Regions from separate parts of the Mus musculus genome. Here region 2 is linked to region 1. A link is a loop called in an ENCODE intact Hi-C map of the cell type or tissue named here. Cell type or tissue: gastrocnemius. All regions are shown on one strand.

Region 1 (8,000 bases):
TTTTGTTCCTTGACAATAGCTTAACACATGGAAGGAGCATATGTGTTTTTCCATTTACACAACCATTCAGTAAGTGTTTATTGTCCGTTTAGTGCCAAACAGTGTGCTGGGTCTGAGAAGATAATGAACTATATAAGACATCATCTCTGCCTTTTACACGAGTAAACTCTAGCCAGGCAGTGGTAGCACACATCTTAAATCGCAGCATTGGGGAGGCCTAGGCAGGTGAATCTCAGAAGCCAGCCTGATCTTCAGTGGGTTCCAGCATAGCCAGGGGTACACAGAGAAACCCTGTCTTGAAAAACCAAATCAGACAAATAAGAAAGACAAAACAAACAAAGAAAAACCAAGAGTAAATTCTATTCGGAGAGCTAGGTTTTCTTTTTAAAACCAACATGTGAGCAGAATACCTACAACCATGTTGCATTGGAAATATGTCAGGTCCTGGAACAATGGTGGGAAGGATCAGCTTCCATAGTTTGAACAGAGAGAGTGAGAAGGAGACAGCAATCAGAGCAATGCTTTGCTCTGATGGTATACCTGTCCCCAAAGTGAAGATTTAACCTTCCAGCAAGATAAGGAGAACTAGACTCTCCTGGTGCTATCTTTTCTTGCACAGTTCAAGCATATAACTGCCTAACAAATTGCATACAGAGTAGCTATGGCTAAGGGCATAAGTAAATCCATTCTTTAACCACTACCAAAATATCGTGAAGGGAAATCTTGGCCAACGTGAATTGCTACGGTTTATATGTGGTCACTTTCTCATGAATGCATTAGATTGTGAGTCCAGGTGCCAAGGTCAGACTTCAGAAATATTAAACTGAACTACCCAATTTAGCTTGTAAACACATTCATGACTTCTTCAGAAAACCTGAATTCATTGTAGTCTCTGAATGAGAAAGGAACATGGGATGTTTTTTAAAAAAAATCTAATTCCCACTCTTCAGAATGCCCTCCTAAAATTTGGGCTTCATGAGTTCCTGCCTAAATAGCTCTCTCTTGGGGGACGACTGTGTCTGCTAATAAACTGTCCGAAGGTTTAACCACTAGGGGGAGAGGGTGTGCCTCTGGTGGCTAGGGAACCAATGGCAGCAAATCGGTACACGGATAAGCTAGGAGAGATCTAGATCAAGCAGTGGTCAGCTAGGTGCAAGGACCACATCAAGTGTGGTAGTTTGGTAACTTAGGATGGCTTCTCCAGATCTCACAATGAATCTTCTTCTGCAGACGGATTCTGTGGCTTTTAACTAGGAAGACTTTAGTACTGAATGTTTAAGTCTTTCCCAAGGACCACCATGACTTTGCAGATACGCTGACACTTTTCAAGTGGGAAGGAACACTCTGAGAACTTCTTTCACACTTCATAGTATGTCACCTTTTCTATACTGTAGCGTCACACGCGCCAGCTTTCTGAATTTGCTGTCTGTTGAATTGATTAGAAAGACTCGACTCCTAGATTCTCTTTAGTTTGACCTTTCCAAATCTAACGTTAAGTGTGTGTGTGGGGGGGGGGGGCGGGGGCGGGGATTTTATTCAGAGAGCTGAGGAGTAGGTAAAAATGTTAGTTTTAACAATGTCACAGATATTGCAACTTTAAAGAAAATCATCAGGAAATTATTGAAAACCCGAGCACAAGTGGTTTACTCCCAATGAAATGATTATTTGCTTTAAATCATCATTTTCTATAATTAAAAAAAATGAACTGAACCTATAAGAACAAATTGCTTAGTAACTACAATAGATATAATAAGGTTGTAAAAAGTGAAAATAGATACACTGGACATTATTAGTGTATTCATTGTATACCACTGTGAACCTTTGCTCACACCAGAATCTAAACACAAGGCAGAGCGGTGCTTAAGGTGAAAGTTGATTTTATTTTCAATGTGTCATATGGCTTGCTTCCATGGAAAAGGGGGAAGGGAGAAAACTCTCAGCAACTATTTCTGGGATTCTTTAAAGGAGTGGGAGGCACAGCGCCTGCTCCTCTTTCAGCATTGATTTTCAACACAATATGCGATACGGTTTCTCAGAAATGTTGTTTGGCACTCCTGATAATTTCATGTGATTTCAAACTTAAACCACTCAGACTACACAGTTCAGTATTTTCAGCTCCTTTCATTTTCCTTTTCCCTTTAATTATAGAATTCTTTATTCCCCTTTCTGTGGTCAAGAAAGATAGTAAATGCTGCTATTTGTAGATTGAAAATGCATTTATTTTCTCAGGACGATTCCTATGCTCTTCGCCCAACAAATGTAAACGTCGTGATTGGCATAAGGCTAGGCTACACTTCCAGGCTAACAACTTTTTCGAACCTCACGGTTCCTTTGACTCGGGTGGATGTGGCACACGCCGGGACAGGGGTGGATATAAACAGCAAGTAAACACTCTAATTTTAAACTTGCACTGGGAAGCACTTTCACAATGGGGACAGTGGCGCTCGCTCCGTGTCTCCCAGGGCACTCGCAAGGGTCCCTCTGTCCGGCTCAGTGTCCCAGATCCTCCGGGTGCCGGGAGCCGGGAATCCGGGGAGGTACCGGGCCAGAGAGAGAACTTCCCGCGGCCGACATGAGCCGGGGGAGCCCGAGATCGTCCCTCCCGCGCGGCCAGCGGAGAACGTGAGCAGCGGGGCGCGGGGAGAGGGGCGGAGCCGGCGCGGGGGGCGCGCGGGGCGCGGAGGAGGCGCGGAGGAGGCGCGGAGCCGCGCGGCACTTGTCCTGTAATCGATTGCCGAGCGCGCCGAACGAGCGGCCGAGCGCGCAGACACGCGCCCCCGCCCCTCCCGCCCGCGCGCTCGCCCGCTCGCTCGCTCGCTCACCCGCCCGCCCGCTCCCGGCTCTCACGGACCCGGGCGCTCGCTGACGACCCCCCCCCCAACCCCCTCCGCGCGCGCGCGGCCGCCACCGCCGCCGCCGCTGCCCGCCCTCCGCCCGCGGGCGTCTGCGCGAGCCCGGCCGGCGGGGGAGATGTGCTCGGGCTCCGCCGGATCGGTTTCTCGGGGTTTGACCAGCTGTCCCGGGCTAACCCTGCTCCTCGCTGAAGATGGAGGAAGTAAAAACAGGATTACCCTTAGCTACAGATCCACTGCCTTAGTTTCCACCACCAACTGCAGTGCACAAACACACGTTAGGCACAGGAAAGAAAGAAAGAGAGAGAGGGAGAGGACACACTAACAGTAAACACAAACAAAAGGGTGATGGGATTATTTTACTGCATGCACTGCTGAGGTAAATCTCCGCTTGGCTTTTTGCGTGGGGAAGAACAGCTCTTGTTTTATTTGTCTTCTGATTCATAGATTATCTATCAATTTGTGTATGGTTTGCAAAGGGGTTGGGGAGGGGGAGTGTTTTCAAAGTTAAGTGTAATGATATGGAATCTTGTTTAACAGTGTGGTGTGATCGAATGACTTGTTGCTGTTAACCAGGGATAATAATAATATAGACGCTTTTCTTTGGGGAGGGATGGGTTGTGGCTCTGATTAGGGAAATGATCTCTGTTAAGGACGCTCAGGGAATTTCGTTGAAGATGATGTCCTTTGCCTTAATGTATCGTCCCCTCCTTGTAATCTGCTTCTGGGATGTTAATGGACTAATCAGTTCTCATCTTTATAGCTGTCATGGATTTGGACTTGTTTTTGCTTTGTTTTAACTTGAATTCCAAGAAGAAAGATTGGATAACCTGGCATAGATTGCAGCTGTCTGGATAGAGGCTATTATACTGTTGAGATTGAAAACAAAACAAAACAAAAATAATAATAAAAATCTGGTGTGACACATGTATAACAGCAACAGTTAAATCGCTTTGACAGGTTCTGGTATGGACGAAGGAGATGGAATGAAGATTTAATTTCTTTTTCTTTTTCTTTTTTTCCTATTTTGCCAGAGGCCACAAAACAGTCCTGTGAAGTTGGCCTAGGTTCCTTGCTGGGTTCTGCCTGACTGTCCCTCCCCTCGTACCCCCCCTCCCCTTTTTCTTTCAGTTTTCTTGTCTTAGCTTTTGGTCGATTCTTAAGGAACCGGTGGATCAAGTTTTTTCTCTTCTCGTTAATCGCATTGCTGTAGCACTGACCTCTCTCTCTTTCTCTCCCTCCCTCCCTGTCTTTTTTTTTTTTTTTTTTTTTTTCCTCTTTCCTGAAAGTACGTGGTGCCATTCCTGAGTGACTTTTCCTACTAGACCATCCCAAAGGGACGAGGGGGCGGGGGCGGGGGAGGAGGAGGACGAGGAGGAGGAGAAGGAGGAGGAGGAGGAGGAGGTTGGGGGGGAGTGTTCCTTCTCTCTCATTTCTTGGTTTTGTTTATCAGCCGATCTGTTTGCTGGATTCGGTCTTGGAATGACCCACCTGTAAAGTGCTTTCCCTCCTCCTCGGCTTCAACTCTGCAGGGGGCTTTGCCTGGAGGGGGCAGGGAGGGAAGGGGGGGGGGACACAAAAAACTTCTTTCTTTCTTTCTTTCTTTCTCCGTTTCTCTTCAGCCCGACATTGTCACCTCCTCCTTGAGGGGTTAGAAGAAGCTGGGAGCTCCCGACAGAGCTGGAAATGGTGATGACTGTTTTTTAATCAGAGGACAATTTCTTTTGTATGTACATTTTGTTTCTCTTTCTCCTTTTTCTTCCTTTTTCTTCCTTTTCCTTCACTGAGGGTTTAATAACCCTTTCACTGTTGGCGCAGACTTCTTTTGCTTCTAACTGACGCTTCTTTTTAGTATGTGTGTTAAATGTGTACATTTTTAAAGAGATAGACTCATTTGTAAGCTCTCGGTAGAAACTGCTCCCCTTTAAAACTTTCCGGGTCCCTTTCTTTCAAACCTTACGTAACCTAATTGAAAGAATTTGATAAGAGTAGAGCAGGTCGGAATTTAACTGCTATGTAGTGACTGGGAATTTGATCTGATTATTCCATAAAGAAAGAAAGAAAAGTTTTTGGGGGGCGGGAGGGGGGTAGGGAGGCTGGTGGTGAAGGGGAGGGGAGGGAGAAGGGAAGTGGTTTTGGAGACAAGAAGTGAAGCTGCCTGTTTTCCAGTAAGTAATGGAGAAATTCCAGGAGCTAGGGCTAAATATACTTGGCGATCAATACAGAAATGGCTCATTGTGAATAATTTAGCTGCTGGTGCTTTGAGAGTTTTGAAACTAAAGGCAAAAAGGACCTGGGCCAAAGGGGGGAAAAATAAGTAAAAATCTTTTTCAGGACTTGTCAATTCTGTAACTTTTTCCCTCAAAGAATACAGTTAGATTATCGATCTTCTTATGATGTGAATCAAAGCTAGGGGGTGTTGTCTCATGCAATTTACTTTTGTTTCTGGGGATACAAAAGTATTTGTGTTATTGATGCATGAAAATCATTCCTCACACTTGGGGAGAGGAAAATCCTCCCCTCCCCTCGTGCACAGCCAAAAGTTTCTGACTTGTTGGAACTCCGAATGTCTCAAGTAGGCTTGGCATTGTCTCCGGCCATAGTCTGGCAGGAAATTAGGGTACGTGGAACAGGTGCTCACACAGGATTTGGGGTGGGCTAAAACGTCAGTACAAGCCAGAGTTGGCCAACTGCCGCAAAAGTCTTTGGGATACAGTCTAGTACTAAGTAGTTTTGTTTTGTTTTGTTTTCTTATGTTTTGTTTGTTCTCTGTGCCCCCCCCCCCCCCCCATTAGAACATGATGAACCAACTTGCAACAATTGTGAATAGAGCTGTCTGTATACTAGGGAAGTACTCAAACTGCAGGGCGATTGTGGGAAGTAGTGAGTGGTAAAATACTTAGATAGCAGTTACAGTTGGCAAATTGGAGATTACCCTCTCCTATTTTTTCCCCCAATAAACCGGGTAAATTTTGACGAGAGAGAGTCGTTCTTCTCTTGCTACAGCCCATCTCACAGGACACTTAGCGTCCCTATGTCCCTATCCTATCTCCAGCAGGAATCAGATCATTTGCAGAGAGTTCAATGACTTGCAAATGAGCACGCACAGTACACTGTAGTATGTTTCTCAGGCACAGGTTGCAGGAGCAACATGCACTACCTGCTTGGGGCTTGAAATAAGTGAAGAATTTAATGGCAGATACAGGGAGGAATCCTTGGGTAAAGGTTGCAATCTTTTGTGTTCCAGCACTGCACTTTGACTATGGAAACAGACGCAATTGATGGCTATATAACATGTGAGTATTCCTTTTCATTAATTTGCTGTGGGCAATCAAGTGAGCTTCTTGCTCCCTGTGTGTGAGTCCCTGAGCCATGGGTCTTTAGTACGTGTTCTCCAGCTTTATTTGCTCTTCACCATTTCCCCTTGCAACAGATACGAGGAAGTATTACCAGGAGCAAACTAAGAAGGGGGCATAGAAATCTACTTTTTTCAGAAAGGACATTATTTAAGGCTTGTAGCCAGCAGATCTTTAGTTTCTTATTTGACTGGTTTCCCTGTTTAATTTAAATTTAGAATACCCCAGGTTATAGATATTTCTTCTACTGGGGGGTGGGGGTGGGGAGAAATGTACTAAAGATTTACTGCTAGGTAACCTGATTTTCCCAGACATATAATAGGAAGGAATTGGCTTCTTAAGTTCACCTTTCTTAAAAAAGCAAGCTCATTTGAACCATCCAGCAAACGTTTTAAAAAATATTTACTTTAAAGTACTTTATATTGATTAAATTAGATTATTAGAAAAACCTTGCTGTTTCTACTACAACTATTTTGGACCTCAGATGGTCTCTATTGTCATTGACCTGTAAGAATGCTATGATAATAAAGTTTGTTCACTTTTCTATTATAGGCTGTGTGTGTGTGTGTTTTCTCTACATTTCATTCATTTACTATGTATTTTATTTCCTTGTAGTTTCTCTTTAAAAAAAAAAAGCATGTTTCTTGAGCATTCGGTTCTGAGTGCCCTCTGAATATGAGGCAGTCTGAGTAATTACATGTTACGTGACAATGAACAGAAACCAAAAGAATGTATTTTTTTGAAAGCAGGTGACAATGAGCTTTCACCCGAAGGGGAACACGCCAATATGGCCATTGACCTCACCTCAAGCACACCCAATGGACAGCACGCCTCGCCAAGTCACATGACAAGCAGTAAGTCTTCATTTTGTGATGATTATTACTTTTTTAAATTCTCAAGTGAGAGGTTTGGATTTGTCAGGTCTGTGGGGTCTGCTCACTCTGGGACGGAGGTACTGCTGTAGCTTTTGCTAAGAAAAGAACAACACAGATTTATTTCCGTTCATTCTAGTATCATAAAACATGAGCCTACTTACTAGTCTGAACTGTCCCAAGGTGGCGTTTGCTAGCTGGTGCCTACCTGTACCGGGTAAGAGATGTTATTAGAATTTACTGATTATTGTTTTCAATTCAAGGGTCACATCTAGATTTGATGTTTGGTTAAAAAAAAATAGAGAAATGTAGCTTTACCAAAGGACTCTTCAGGGTTATTAAAAAAAAGAAAATGAAGTAGAAGAAATAAGAGCTAGACCATCAGTGGTAAAATTGAAGTGTTACTCGCTTGCTCAGAAAGCAAGAAAAAAAAACAATGTAAAACTTTCTCCTTTAGAGGATTGGAAGCGAAATGTCATTGAAAATTTGAGGAACTCATTTGCATCTATTTCTATATATCATTTTGTTTAACATTGTCCAGAAGGGGGAAAAAAAGATTCTCAGAAGGATGCTTTTGGGTTTGCAGGAGTGGCAGTTTGAGTCTTCAGTGTTTCTGACATGGAGTGTCCTAAACAATGTTGAGTGTGATAGAAAGGCGTGCTGTCAGTGTGGAGGACAAGATGCGTTTATTTGTTAAGTCTGTCTTTTAATGAAACTGTCTTATCAGATCAGTTAATTCAGTGCAAGTGGTTTGCCACTCTTAGCTCAAGCTTGAGGTGTCGTCTCCTCTGCACTTTGGATATATGTTGTGGTCTTAAATAGGAAGGTCATGGTTTATGTTAAGTTTAGTTTAATTTACAACTTATCTTTTTGGGTGATGAAGGAGACTTCTTTGAAGGTTTAACAACTGGGGCAAACCA
Region 2 (8,000 bases), 88 kb after region 1:
ATAATTAAGGACAGTAGTTTAATATAAATTCTTAGTGAAAATTTTGACTGTTTAAGAAATAAGTATTTATCTCTGTAGCTCCGTCCATGGGTGTTTTGTTCCCAATTCTAAGAAGGGGCAAAGTTTGGAGCTGAGACTAAAGGATGGGCTATCTAGAGACTGCCATAGCCGGAGATCCATCCCATAATCTGCCTCCAAACGTTGACACCATTGCATACACTAGCAAGATTTTGCTGAAAGGACCCAGATGTAGCTGTCTCTTGTGAGACTATGCTGGGGCCTAGCAAACACAGAAGTGGATGCTCACAGTCAGCTATTGGATGGATCACAGGGCCCCCAATGGAGGAGTTAGAGAAAGTATCCAAGGAGCTAAAGGGATCTGCAACCCTATAGGTGGAACAACAATATGAACTAACCAGTCCCCCCACCCTCCCCACCCCCGGAGCTCGTGTCTCTAGCTGCATATGTAGCAGAAGATGGCCTAGTTGGCCATCATTGGAAAGAGAGGCCCATTGGTCTTGCAAACTTTATATGCCTCAGTACAGGGGAACGCCAGGGCCAAGAAGTGGGAGTGGGTGGGTAAGGGAGTGGTGGGGGAGAGGGTATGGGGGACTTTTGGGATAGTATTGGAAATGTAAATGAAGAAAATACCTAATTAAAAAAACATATTTCTAGCTGATGAGGAAATAAAAGTGTTCATGTTGCTATTTTAAAAAAGTATTTATAGTACCCAAAACAAACAAACAAACAAACAAACAAACATTAGCACTCTACTTGAGCTACAGAAGGCTTCATGGGATATGTATGCATTTCAGGGAGTCACTTTAAGAACCATTTACATAAACAAACAATAAATTAGCACCTCTGATTTTTTTCTTCTTCATTTTTTATATACACTTGCTTTCAAAATCCTGGAAGTTGAGAATTTGGTTGCTAGGAGATTAATAAGTCTTTCTGCACAGTCATAAGTGTCATGTAGATAAGGTGTATATTTTTAACGTTAAGCAGGCTACCTAAAGATGTTCTATGATTCTTTTGCTTCATTTTTTCCATTGTAAAAATGTTCTGTTCTTCTGCTCTTTAAAAACAAATTTCTCTGGCCCAAGTTTTACATTAGCTGTACACCTACTGACAGTCTAAGTTTATGTATGTTGAGTTCTTTTTTTTTTTTTTTTTTTTTACTTTCTTTTTTTTTTCCATTTTTTATTAGGTATTTAACTCATTTACATTTCCAATGCTATACCAAAAGTCCCCCATATCCACCCACCCCCACTCCCCTGCCCACCCACTCCCCCTTTTTGGCCCTGGTGTTCCCCTGTACTGGGGCATATAAAGTTTGCGTGTCCAGTGGGCCTCTCTTTCCAGTGATGGCCGACTAGGCCATCTTTTGATATATATGCAGCTAGAGTCAAGAGCTCCGGGGTACTGGTGAGTTCATAATGTTGTTCCACCTATGGGAGTGAATTGTAGAATCAGGCTGTAGAAAAGGACGTCAGTCAGGCTTCCCCTAGTTGTTTGTAAACAGTTGACAATACCAATGGCATAGTGCTGGCTGTAAGGGAATGAGACTATCTCATTTATTTCAATGTATGTATTAAATATTCAACTCAAAAGTATAATAACTATTAAATGCATTTGACTTTTGACTTGAAAGTTACTTCATACCAACATTTAACTTTAAGAAATGATGGAGTGTGAGTGCTGAGGTGATATATTCTTTATATATAACAATCTCAGATTTGAACACACCTAATTCTCACAGGAAGATTATATTCCTAATACATTTGTAATAATGTGTCCCAAAAAGATCTGATTCATTTGTATCTTGTTTTATCATACAGTTGGACATTTATTATTATTATTATTATCATTGAAAATGAGTTTGTAAAACATTGCCAACATTTCAGAATCACCAGTATTTCACTAAAACATGGTCAATGTTTTGAAATAAGTGGAATATATATGAATATATTTTTCCATAAAGTGAAAGTCTATCTGATATGGTAGCTTTGTCACTGGGAAAATGTTAAGTACTTTAACAGACTTGTATGAGGTTCAATTCAGTCCTTTTAAAATGTTGTTATTTGTATTCATGATTGCTTTAAAAAACCCTGTTTATGGGCCTAGAGAGAAGAGAGATGACTCAGTGGTTAAGGTGCCTGCTGACCTGAGTTCACGGGCCCCGGACACCCACAGTAACTATGCATCGATAATCCCTATGCTCCTATGGGAAGCCAGGAGACATACAGGAAAGTCCCCAGAATTCCATAGGCCTGCTAGCCAGGTGCACACACTGACCGTCTAAAACAAGGTGCTCTGAGAGAACCAGCACCGTGGTTGTCCTCTGACCTCCATTCCTAACTTCTCCACCAACGTACTGCACGGTAAACAACTTGGCTTTTAGAAATGAGTTGGAATGTTATAATCAGTGACTTGAACATATGTATGCACCTGTAGCCTTTGAAATCTTCATAAGGAATACGGCACCGTTTGCCTTCATCTTTGCCCGTGACCCAAATGTGAAAAACACCCAGCTCAGTAGCTCTATTATTGCTCATTGCTTACAACTGTATCAGTGCCTGCGTCACATCAAGACACACGTGATTTGGAATAGCTGCATCTGCACTTTTTTTTTTCACCTCGAAACAGCTGATCTAAATATGCGTTGTGTTTAATATAAATCTCCTTATGGTTATTACAGGGCTATGTAAATATTTTCAGTAAGGGTACAAGTTTCATTTTAAAGGAGAGTTATCTACTACCTGAAAAATGCAGAATTTGTTGGGAGATTGCAAGTGTCAGTTTGTATCCAGATAACTTGAGGAACAAACTGCCATCTTAGAAATCTTTGACAGTTCACCCATGTGGAGTCTCACATGTCTCATTGTGTCCTACATTTCCTACTGACTATCTACACATATTCGGCACTCACACTTACTTCCTGGGTAATTTGAAGAGTGTGTCCACCAATAGCCGAATCTTATGTGTTTAGCTGACTGACTAACGAGTATATCCATAAACACCCCCCACACACATACACACAGGGCTTTTTTTCACTAGTATACAATAACTTGCAGGAAAAGTTCTCCATATTTAGCATTTCCTATTTCGTGTGAGTGAGTGGAAGTGGGCCATATTGAAATGCAGATGAGGACCCAGTAAGACCAACAAGATATAACTGAGCAGAGTCAGAACTGAGCAAAGGAAAGGCTCAGGGGTGGCGTGCTTGTCCAGGGTGTGCAGTAACAACCCCATCAGGATCCATACAGGTCTGTTTAACTGCTACAAGTGTTAGTGTGGCAGTGCACACCTGCAGTCCCAACTCTCAGGTGTGCAAGCAAAGATCACAAATCCAAGGCTATTCTGAGTAATGTAGCCAATTCCAGGCTAGCCGGCACTGCACAATGGCTTTCTATCTCAAAGGAAACAGACATTTGGAAACATCTTAATTACACTAAATGAACAAGGTGACATACTTAAAAATAAAAGACTTCAACATTCTTCTTTATGTGAGATTTATGTTGGTGACATCGTGTAGTGTCATTGATAGCAAAGGAACAATTTCTGTCTGTAATATTTTAGATTTTTTTCTCTCTTTTTGGAACATACATGGTACCAATGTGAAATCATTAAAAGTGGGTTTTAAGAAATCAGTTTCTGTCACTAAGATCGAGACCTACCTACTGTTCTAAATGTTTAAACTTAATGTGTGTGTGCATTTGAATGTGTAAATGCATATGTGTGAGTGTGTGTGTGAATTGGTATGTGAGAATCTATGTGTGAGAGTGTGGACATGAGTGTATATGAATGCATGTGTTTATGAGTGTGAGTGTCTGTCTTTTAGAGGATAATACTACTTCTACCTTCAAGTGGGTTCTGTGGATTAAACTCACTGCATAGACTTGTCTGGCAAGTGCCAATGTGCTGGCTCACTGACCCCGAGTGTTTACTTTTAATGAGCATGTTAAAAACGTAATAAAATTCTCTCACCATATTAACAGTACATTAAAAGTCTTGTTCAGGGAACCTTTTGCAGTGTACATTTGCAGGGGACGTTTTCGTCCAAACTGAAATAGTGCTAAAGACCTTGGTATCCTGATACTCTAGCAAACAGTGGCAAATATTGAAGTCAGAGTAGAATCCAGTTTTTCAGTGAAATTTAGCATCTATCTAATGTCATAGAGCTTTATCGGTTTATAAGTGCATGCTTGCAAAAGAAAAAAGTCTGCAGGCATGGGAAAGCACACCGGTAAATTGAAGTTAGAAATGCACTCAACTTTGCTACATAATAACATCCTACACTGAATATTAGTATTTACATATGATCATGGTAAACCTGCCATAATAATTATTTTCTTTGATTTAATTTTTTATTCAGTTGCCCCGGAAAGGCAAAACATGATGAACACATATGTGTGCTATGTTCTGGTTTTTCAGTTGCGTGATGGAAGTGTCTGGAAAACTCTGTTCTGACATATTACTGTTTAGTTCTCTGTCCCTAAGGAGAACTCTAGATCAGAGCTCTAGATCAGGGCTCTGGACTTTTGTAGCAAAATCGAGAAAAATATTGTAACTTTCATAAGCTTGTAGGAATGTAAAAATCCATGCAGAGGTTCCAAGACTGTGATTATAGAAACTGGAACAAATCAGTGCAGTTTTCTACCACCTCAATATTAGGTTAAAATTTGCTTTTTTTTCAACTTGTGTATTTTAGAAGAAAGGGTTCATGTCATTCTGGATTTCCTTAATTTAGGTTGGCTGCCAGCTCTTCTAGACCTCTGGTATTCTTTTCAGCGATTTCACTTTCCTGATTTGCATTCTGTACAGTTCAGGGTGAGCTTCTGTTTGGAAAAGTTAAGGCATACACTGGTTTTCTACTGCTTTTCTTAGAGTGTAGACTCAAACCATGAGTGTAATGTGCAATTTGTTGCCCATTAAGTATGTGACTGATTCTGTCCTAGTGTAGGACATTGTCATGATTATGAGAAAATGTGTGACTCTTTGCATGACTCTTTCCTAGAAGTGTTTTTTGTTTATCTCCCAAAGTACTTTTGGGAATAATTATTGGAGTTAGTTTATTTCCATTATCTCAGTGGCAAATAAAGATCCTAATACTGAAGTCTGTTTTGACTTGTCAAATTCCATCAGTAACTCACAAATAGACTTGGTCATCCTCCAGTCTAGTTAGTCTCTTGCCTGGCTATTATTGATATCATTCTTAGTTTTTGGTACCATCGTGAGTATTGGTTTCCTCTGTAAACTCTTACTTTTGATCTTTCCTAAGCAATGGAAAACAGCATTTTTCACTCCCTCAGCTAAGATGCTACACTAGAAGATTCTAGATTTTTAAGTGTTTATATCTTTTCCTTTACACTTCCTGACCTTTTATGCCCAGGATAACACTGTCCTGTATTGCATGATAAGTATTCTGTGTTAATCCCTTCTGACTTCTACATTAGTAAGTGAATTTTTAAGATGAGGAATTGATTGGACATAGTTTGCGGATATAGCATGAGTTTAAACAGTAAAAATTAGAGGTCAGGACATAATTGGGTCTACAAATGAATGAGCTTCAGCAACTTAAATTCCCTGTTCCTATACCATTTGAGTTGGATTGTGGTATTCTAGACCATACTTGAAATTTATTGGATTACTATTTTTTTTAACAGTTTTCGATAAAGCCTTGAAATAAGAAAACTGGTAACTAGAAAGCCTGGTCCTTGCTTTAAAAGGCGACTCACGTGGGAAAGAGAGGTAAATAAATACACCTCTTCACGTGATCAGCTCGGAAGTCGATAATTAAACACACAATTGGTCTTTTGCCCTTCTCTAATTTAGAATAAGGTACGTGGCAACATTTATTAGACAGGTTCACTACCCAAAGACTGAAAAGGATGATAATGATGATAAAGGCTGTGATGTGTAGACTGTCTCTCCGCACTACTTATCTTAGCTAGTTTCGACTCAGTATACTGCCCAGTAGCAAAAGAAGTTTAAAAGAGAAGTAGCTGACTGGCAACCCTCAGGACGATCACCAGAGGAAGTCAAAAGGGGGCAAAAAGATCTGAAGCTGACTCTTCCCTTGACCAATTAGTGGCCGGGATTTCTGAGTTACTTATTTCTTCTTCTCCATCATTAGATGGTTTGATTGGGAGAAGAGAAGAGATTTTAATTTTACTCTTGTCATCTGGTACAAGAATTCACTGTTTCAGAATGGAAGTGACAGGTGAATTTCATTAAGATGGATAATAGGCAGCCCCGTACAAACTTGCAACTAATATCAGCGAGAAGAAATTTTAACCAAGCTATTACTTTTTGACCAATGTTCTATTACTTGTCTTGACAACCTTGTATTTAATGATGGAGGATATAATAGGCTGAGGGGCTTTCATTTTAGGTTTTCATTTTATCCTCTGTGTGTGTGTGTGTGTGTGTGCGCGCGCGTGTGCCTGCCTGCAGTTTTTAAGGTCTAGATTGTTCTTCTTTCCTGGTGGAAATAAAGTTGAGAATTGTAATGCATATTTGCGATGGACGCAGTTTAGGAATTATTAGTGGGAGTTGCCAGCTGATGCTGACACGTGTATTTTTAACAGGAAGTATTCTGCTCTATGTGTTTGTTTGTAAAACCTGCGATCCTCATCAATGAACTACTGATGGAGCGAAGGTCTTCCTGAGGTCTGGTTGGGCTCAGAGTCCTCAGTTGCAGGAATTGGTGCATGTCATGGAGCCCTCTTGCCCTGTTCTGGGCCTTTATTCTGATTCCTTCTGCTCAGACTCTTGCCGAGCTGTGGAGTCCCATATCTCCATTTGGCACAGGCAACTTATGGAGGCAAGACTACGTGTTTAATTATTGCAATACTTTGGGTGCATAGCAGAGTATATGAAGCAAAGGTTGTGAACCATCAACCTCTATGTATGGGACTAGTATTATCCTTTGCCAGTATTATTACATTTGCCTGGTGTAAAAGGCAGCTTTAAAGCTTCCCGTTGCATTTGGTTCCTTTTCTCTGCAGATTTTTGCATTGTTCTATGATGTCACATTCCATGCATTTGCGTTTTAGTGAGGAGCTATGTTTTAATGTTTCACATTGGAATTTATTCTTTAATAGTCCACTATTATTAATTAGTAAATATTTGTTCATCTAGTTCCTCTTAAAACGTGAATGATGCCATCAATGGAGAGTGGAATGTTGAATTCCCATATTGTAGATGATGGCAATCATCCGGTTCCTTTTGTATTAATGGAAAGCATTTTGGGGGTGTTTGACTGGCTCACAGACATTGGTATATAGTTTTGTGAAATTGTTCTGGCCCTTAACTTCATTTTCCACCAAATGAAGGCAGTAGCTATCAGAAAGGCTGAGACAGTAGTTACAAATAGCCATTGGTACAGACCACCCACCTAAATGGGCCTTTGTAGGATGTTAGCATTCCTTCATCCTACTTATTCATCCCTCCCTTTGAGGGCTGCTTTTTCTGAAAGAGAATGAAGCGCTATTGCTCCAGTGATGCTGGCTTTAACTGTAAAGGGCCTGATTCTTTTGTTTTCAGTAATAAAAATTTGAGACTTTCCTGGATCCTTTTCCTACTCCCAGACTTTGTGATTTGTTTTGCTGTTTGTTTGTTTGTTTGTTTGTTTGTTTGTTCTAGAGCCTTTACTCTCCAGGGAGTACTGTGTCCTTTTCAGGGAACTGGTTGCCTTGTTTGGATTCTCTGTTTTCTTGTTCACACTGTGTCTCTAAGGAGTGTCTAGAGCAGTGATTCTCAACCTGTGTGTGGGTAGCGGCCCTTTTGGGGGTTGACTGATCTTCTCACAGGGGTCACCAAGACCATCTACATATCAAACTTTTATGTTACTATTCACACAGTAGCAAATTTACAGGTATGACGTAGCAACCATTAAAATGATTTTATGGTTGGAGGTCACCACAATGTGAGGAATTGTATTAAAGCGTCGCAGCTTTAGGAAGCTTGAGATTCACTGGTCTAGAATGTGGACA

The links. Hi-C counts contacts between places; a loop is a spot of excess contacts. Peaks named below come from ENCODE experiments on the same cell type or tissue, not always from the same donor. Only the 100,000 strongest peaks of a DNase experiment are listed, where the experiment ranks them.
Region 2: it touches region 1 in a loop (2.7-fold over the local background); 2 of 42 quality-filtered maps call a loop at or near these places.

The regions. Positions count from the first base shown.
Region 1 is chr1:69,682,272-69,690,271 of GRCm38, reverse strand. Ikzf2 (IKAROS family zinc finger 2) reads left to right here and starts at 4,312. Exons shown (of 8, transcript NM_011770.4): 1 at 4,312-4,578; 2 at 6,100-6,148; 3 at 6,958-7,062. The coding sequence starts at 6,115. In gastrocnemius, a CTCF peak has its summit at 1,059 (motif pointing right); DNase peaks (open chromatin) are centred at 1,068, 2,713, 2,931 and 4,347; H3K4me3 peaks cover 5,220 bases; H3K27ac peaks cover 5,182 bases.
Region 2 is chr1:69,594,123-69,602,122 of GRCm38, reverse strand. All of the region lies in intron 3 of Ikzf2 (IKAROS family zinc finger 2), which reads left to right. Among named protein-coding and RNA genes, the nearest start is that of Ikzf2, 88 kb to the left of the region's middle. In gastrocnemius, no CTCF peak of the experiment used is centred here; no DNase peak of the experiment used is centred here.